Regions from separate parts of the Mus musculus genome. Here region 2 is linked to region 1. The links are chromatin contacts, found by POLR2A ChIA-PET in ENCODE. All regions are on one chromosome and are shown on one strand. The core of a region is the stretch at or near the end of the contact, and the rest is flanking DNA. Distances in the headings are between cores, read along the strand shown. Region 1 holds the start of Zfp869 (zinc finger protein 869). Region 2 holds the start of Pbx4 (pre B cell leukemia homeobox 4).

Region 1 (3,439 bases), core at 635-3,134:
TATGGTTCAATGGTTAAGAACACAGATGCTGGTCTGGAGAGATGGCTCAGCGGTTAAGAGCACTGACTGCTCTTCCAGAGGTCCTGAGTTCAAATCCCAACAACTACATGGTGGCTCACAGTCATCTATAATGGGATCTGATACACCTCTACTGGTGTGTTTAAAGACAGTGTACTATATACATAAAATAAAAAAATAAATAAATCATAAAAAAAAGAACACAGATGCTATTTCAGAGGTCCAATTCCCAGAGTACACATGACAGCTTACACCCATATGTAACTACAGCTACAGGAGATCTGATGTCCTCTGCTAGCTTCCGCAGGCACTAGGCATACAAGCGGTGCAAACGAAACACCATACATAGGATACAAAAGGATGCATCTCCCTCCCCTGGCCTCAGAAAGGGATGGACACCAAGCACTAGGATGGCACGGCCTGAAACCAGCCTATCATCTGATACCTGTGTGAGCCAAGGATCTAGTCAGGGACGCAGCTTCAATTCAACTGAGTCCCTGTCAGTTCACCAGGACCAGTCAGTCTGCCTTTCATATCATATAGACCACTACAGCCACTTTCAAACCTGACATCCTCGGGCTTCATTCAAAGCTCTCCCCCTGTGGCTCACTAGTCGTGTGTTCTAACTTCTCTCATCAACTGAAACACTGCTTGCATTTCTCTTCGCCAACTTCTGGGACCCTCTGAACTCTGCTGCAGCCTCTTTAACTTATGCTGGTTGTGTAAACAGCATATGTGGATATAATTATATATTTACCGTGTGATATGAAAAAATATTAATAATTAGGATTTGGAAAAATTGAACCTTGGATAGAATATCTTGGAAATATAAAATATCTTGGAAAAATAGCCTTGGCCAGATTACCACCAGAGGCGTGACACCTTTTTACTTTCTATTCAGTAAATTATGAAATTGTGGAAATACACAAACATATTTGTCTGTTTCTGATATAACATCCTCATGACCAGAAGACACAATCAGAAAAATGTCAGTTCCCAGGTTCAATTACAGATTTAAGATAATTCCCACAAAATGCTAAAAAGTTCTTATCAGGTACATAAAAGACATTGCTGAATTTTATATGTAAAATACTTTTAAAAAAACACACAAAATGGTTAGCACAATGTAGACGAACCCACAACACACTCGTAACATTTCCAATCAAATACACAAGACAACACACTGTTTAGGAAGAATAAACAGATCCACAAAAAAAAATTTTTTTTTAAATTAGGAGACAAGCTGACCTTTGATAAAGTAGTACAATCTTTTCTAGAACTGTTTCTGGGACACCATCCGAAAGAAACTCTTGGACAAAGACTCGGAGAATTTCACAAAATTAACTCACACTTGATGCTAGACCTACGAAGCCCACAACGTCTAGACCACAGCGCAGAGAACACAGCAGTCATAAGTGCGACACCAAAAGCACAAACAGGGCGCCAGCACTGGGCGGTGACGTCACCAACCCGGAAGCTACCCCCTGATTAGGAGGAGTCTTCCGCTCCCCGCGCTCTGCGCAGACATGGCTGGAAAAGCGGAAGTGATTAGAGTCCTCCGAGACAAGCACTGGCCAGTGACGGGGCCCACGTCGCCCAGTGGAACGCACAGGGTGTCCGCTCGGCCGGCCGGTCCCACCGCTCCCCCAACCCCGGGAAGGACCTATCACCCCGGCTCACGCGGCTCAGCCGACCGCTCCTCCCCATCCGGGGACAGCGGCCCCGCGCTCACCATGGCGCGGTTGCTGAGCTCGCCTGCGCTCCCCCTACAGCTCCCGGCAGCGGCGATCACACCGCAGCTCACGGGACCACGCGATGCCTGCTTAAGAACAGAATCTGCAGCATGGCGGCGGATAGGACCCACCTCTCGTCTCGTCTGGTGTTCTTGATTGGACATCTTGCCCCGAAGCTTTGATTGGCTAGAGCTGCACCACAAGTCTGATTGACAGGAGTTCCCTAGATGCAGCTGCGTGGATGACTCAATTCCATTGCTCTAATTGGCTAGCATGCCCTGAATGATGAAGCAGTTCCTTTAGGCGCTCTTGAGTGAGTGGCCTGGCCTGAAGGTTCTGATTGGCTAGCACTGCCCTACGAGGGCCTGAGTGACAGGAACAGCTTCGCTTGGTCCTTGTGAATGAATGTCCTGCCCTCAGGGCCCTGATTGGCTAGTGAAATCTGAATGACAGCTCCCATAAGTGGATGAACTGAAATTAAAAGACGTGGACCACACAGACCTTCCCAACTCTGGCTTTCACCCAAGTTCATGCAAGTCTGCTTCAAGACGATCTGATTGAAGCAGGACTTCCTTGTGCATCCCAGAACTTTCACAGCTTGTCTTCTTGCACTCAGTAGGTACTTAAGGTTCTTCCTCTTGGAAGCCTTGTTTTTGTGCACAGTCTATTACATACACTCCCCAAGGCAGTGATCACTTTGCCTCACAACTAGACCAGGGCCCAACCCAACCCCTATCACATCGAAACAAGACTTGATGTCCTCCGGGTTTCAGGAATTTCAGCAAGTCACGCCAAAGATTGCTCAATTATAACAAGTTGCACCTTTTCTTTTTAAGCAGAGAAGCGAACCCATTCCAAGACCAAGGTGGTGTTGCTTTTCCTGCAATCCCAACAAAGGAGGTGGAAGCCAAAGAACCAGGAATTCGGGATATACTTCCTGAAAAACTTCCAGTATCAATCACAGACTACTCCAGGTCAACAGAAGGTATTGAAAGACTCCGAGAGGAGCCCCTCGCTCAGGCCTCAGGACAATAGCGGACACCCAAGAACTCACGACAGACCGAGCTTGTTGCAAACCACATGAGGCTTTATTCGGGGAAAGCCAGAGCTCTGGGGACGACTCATATCCCACGCAGGGGTAGAGGAGTTGTCCTCGAGGGGAAAGAGGTCCCAGTTTTTATAGGCCCTCAGGGGGGAAAGGAGAAGGGGGAGATTAGGGGATTTCCAGATCTAAACAATGTCTATTCTCAAGAAATGGGTATGGGAGGGGTACAAGGAAAGAGTCTAATGAAGGTGCAGCAATGGGCACACACCTGGTCAGAACTTTGGCAGACACACAGGTTCAAGAAGTGGCCAGAGCATTGTGCACCTCTATTTTTCTAAATCAGTGAAGCTAGTTCTGCTAACACTGACGTCTATCTTGCCAATTTCAGGGCTTCTGTGTCCTTTTACATTCTGCCAGGATCTTTCAGTATTTGAAGGAGCCTTACACATTGAAGATGCCTGTATCCACGAGGCCACAGAAATGACCAAACCACACTAGAATAGTGAAGGAAGACAGGAGATAGCTAATTTTTAAATAAGCAGATAGCTAAGGAGAGTGGCTCTGGATCAAATCAAACTGATTAGGAGTTCATCCACTTGGGATCCAAGGATTTACTCCAGATTCTTGCCCAAGAGAAGCTGCC
Region 2 (3,439 bases), core at 294-2,793, 120 kb after region 1:
GTCCCTGGTTCACAAAACTGGACTTGAGTGAAGTTGTTTCTTTGGTCAGGTTAACTTCTTATCCCAGAGCAGTTCCCCAGAAAAAGTCAAATATTGCAGACATTGATGCTCTTGAGGTCAGAAGAATTCTTTTTTTTTTTTTTTTTTAGATTTATTTATTATTATATGTAAGTACACTGTAGCTGTCTTCAGACACACCAGAAGAGGGAGTCAGATCATGTTACAGATGGTTGTGAGCCACCATGTGGTTGCTGGGATTTGAACTCTGGACCTTCAGAAGAGCAGTCGGGTGCTCTTACCCACTGAGCCATCTCACCAGCCCAGAAGAATTCTGAGGAGTCATAGAGTGGAGGACCCTGAGGGCTGCTGGGAGAACCCCAGGGCGGGGGGTGGGAGGGACTGTGAAAAGGACCAGAAATTTTGCGGAGCCTGGGACTCAGGTGTGAGAGGCCTTGAGGAAGAGGCAGGACTGGGGAGTGGGAATTCTGAGGAGCTGTGGGGAGCTATGAGGAGGAAGACCCACAGTTCTGAGGAAGTAGCCAGGGCAGTGAGGAGAGGGGAAGGCACTCTCAGTTACCAGTGAATTTGATATCAGTTTGAACTATATGAGGCACTGACTCAAGACGCTGAAAATTTAGGGTACAGATATAGTTAGGTTGGTAGGGTTTTGTCTGGTATGCTTGCTGCCCTGAATTCCATCCTCTTCACCACACAAACAGGGCCCTGTGGCACACAGCACTCATCCCAGCACTTAGGAGTTAGAGGTAGAAGAAAGTTCGAGATCATGCTCCAATCATAGCAAACTCGGGCAACCTTCATTACATAACAAACTTGAGGACAGCATGGGCAATAAGAGACTCTGTCTCAAGTTATTTTTGAAACAAGGTCTCTCTGTATAGCCCTGGCTGTCTGGAAACTATGTAGCCTAGGCTAGCCTAGAGCTCACAGAGATCCATCTCCCTGGTGTTGGGATTAAAGGCATGTGTCGCCTTGCCCACCCACAAATTTTTGAAATTTTTGAAAAATATGAAGATGGGGAGCAAACAGTGAGGATGCAAGCCTCTGAGGAAGTAAACTCAGATGTGAATGACTGTAAAGAACCCGGGCCCTGTGAAGAAGTGATAACCTAAACAGATCCAGGACTAAAGAGAAGGCAGAGGCACTGGAGTAAGCAAGGGACGAGGGCCTATGATGGGGAAGGTAGCCATAAAGTGCACCAGACTTAAGCAAATGCAGGCGGTAGTCGTTACCATGGCAACCCCAACCATGGGGTTCCTTTCTTACTGGCAGTTGAGAAAGGAAGTTTCTAGCTAGTCGCTGAGGAGGGGGAACAGTGCATGGTGCTGATTGGTGACGGCGCCCACAGGGGGCGTGTCCTGAGGGGTGGGAGGATCAGAAGAGAATTCCTGTTTCCTAGACAACCCTCAACCCTCAGCAGCCGTTGAGAAGCTGTTTGGGGCGCATCGCGAAGGAGAGGGTGATGCACGGCGAAGATAGATGAAAAGGGCGTTTTATTGGCTAGTGGACTTGAAGGAGGCGTGGTCCCTGGGTCTGCGGCGGTTGGCTGCTGCGCAAGCGCGAGAGCCCGGCGGGACCTGTCCCTCTGCGCTCGCTCGGGACTGTAGCCCATGGCCGCCCCTCTGCGTCCCGTGCCGCCACAGCCCGCCCCGCGCCGCCTGCCGACCACAGCTCCACTAGGCCATGACACGAGCGACGTCCTGCAGCAGATCATGGCCATCACCGACCAGAGCCTGGACGAGGCTCAGGCCAGGTGCGGCTCCCGGGCAGGAAGGGAAGGGGCGGAGGCGGGATGAGGATGGGACAGGTGCAGCTGAGCTTGGAGTGATGGACAGGCGGAGTGATCTTGGGCCAGAGGGAATGAAGGATACAAGAATTTGTCCTGGACTAAAGGGTGACTTCGTGAGGAAAGAGGGTATCAGAGTTATGGAGGTAAAAGCCCGGCCCTGGGAACAGGAGACATTGGAAGGGTTAAGTGATCTATTATTGGCGGACGCGTAGGGTTGGGGTAGGGCAAAGACCGCAAGTTTGCAAGTCACACAGTGGAAGAGAAGCTACTGAAGAGCCTGTACTAGAATGATCTGATACAGGATCCGTTGAGAACTTTCAGGAACGGATATGGGGAGCTGGGTGGACATAGAGGGCACCCGTCTTTTTATAGTTTTTATTTTCTCTTTGTGTGTATGTGTGTGTGCTCCCGACATGTGAGTAGAGATCTCCAGTTCTTTGGGAGTGTAGCGAGTACACTAAACCACTAAGCTCTCTCTCCAGTGTACCCACCCCCAACCTGGCAGGAGCTTTTATCACCAGGCTTGCTTCAAACTCATCATTTTTTTTAAAGAGTCAGTTATTTTATGTATATGAGTACACTGTAGCTGTCTTCAGACACACCAGAAGAGGGCATCAGATCCCATTACAGATGACTGTGAGCCACCAAGTGGTTGCTGGGAATTGAACTCAGGATCTCTGGAAGAGCAGTCAGTGCTCTTAACCACTGAGCCCTCTCTCCATCCCTCAAACTTATTAAAAGATAACCTTGGAAGGATCTTTGAGTTCGAGGCCAGCCTAGTCTGCAAAGCGAGTTCCAGGACAGCCAGGGCTACACAGAGAAACCCTGGCTAGAACCATCCAGAGACTCAAACAAACAAACAAACAAACAAAAGATAACCTTGAACTCCTGATCATGCAGTCTTTACCTTCAGAGTGCTGGGGTGAGAGTCATCCGCCACCCACTAACCACATCCCAAGGATTCCTTTTCTTTATATTTATTTGTCTGTTTGTTTGGGAGAGGACCTCATGTTTCCCAGGCTAGCCTGAAACTCTCCATACAACACATACAGTCCAGGATGATCTCCTGCCTCAGCCTCCCTGAGTGCATGTACCAGCACACCCAGCTCGTGTGATGCTCAGGCTGAACACAGGGCTTTGTGCATGCTAGGCCAGCACTCAGGGACCCATTTTAAAGCATTTCTTTCATATATGTGTGTGATGATGTGGCTTTGTGTGTATGTGCACGTGTGCATGCTGGTCCACATCGCGCATGTGTGTATTGAGGTAAGAGGTCACTATCAGCGGTCTTCCTCGATCATGCTCTGGCTTTTGCATTTACATTTATTTATGGACTGAAGCATGTATATGAAGTCTCAGAAGCCCTGAGAAAGTCAGTTCTTCCCTTCCACTCTGGTTCATGAGGTCAAGTTGGGATTTGGGTTATTTCCCTGCCTTGGGTTCCATAGACTTGGAGTGGCTGCAGAATTGCTGCTCCAGAGATGTAGAAGGGGAAGAAGCCAGGAGTCCGTTCTTGCACAGGTCCCCAAAGGCTACCTCAGGAGCTGTTGTTTGGTGCCCACACCCTGCCTCCATTGTTGTGGGTTTTTTCAAGACAGGGTCTCTCTGTGTAGCCCTGGCTGTCCTGGAACT

What was found. ChIA-PET counts read pairs that join two places held with the same protein, here RNA polymerase II (POLR2A).
Region 2: POLR2A ChIA-PET joins it to region 1 with 17 read pairs in embryonic stem cell. The contact joins the promoter of Pbx4 here to the promoter of Zfp869 in region 1. POLR2A ChIA-PET finds 5 or more read pairs at or near these places in 3 of 5 experiments (Patski and embryonic stem cell).

Annotation. Positions count from the first base shown.
Region 1 is chr8:69,715,018-69,718,456 of GRCm38, forward strand. It overlaps Zfp869 (zinc finger protein 869), which reads right to left and starts at 1,885. Exons shown (of 5, transcript NM_001039965.1): 1 at 1,751-1,885. Gm51532 (a long non-coding RNA gene) reads left to right here and starts at 2,090. Exons shown (of 2, transcript XR_003947396.1): 1 at 2,090-2,736.
Region 2 is chr8:69,831,081-69,834,519 of GRCm38, forward strand. It overlaps Pbx4 (pre B cell leukemia homeobox 4), which reads left to right and starts at 1,544. Exons shown (of 8, transcript NM_001024954.2): 1 at 1,544-1,771. The coding sequence starts at 1,629. It overlaps Lpar2 (lysophosphatidic acid receptor 2), which reads left to right. Exons shown (of 3, transcript NM_020028.3): 3 at 1-22.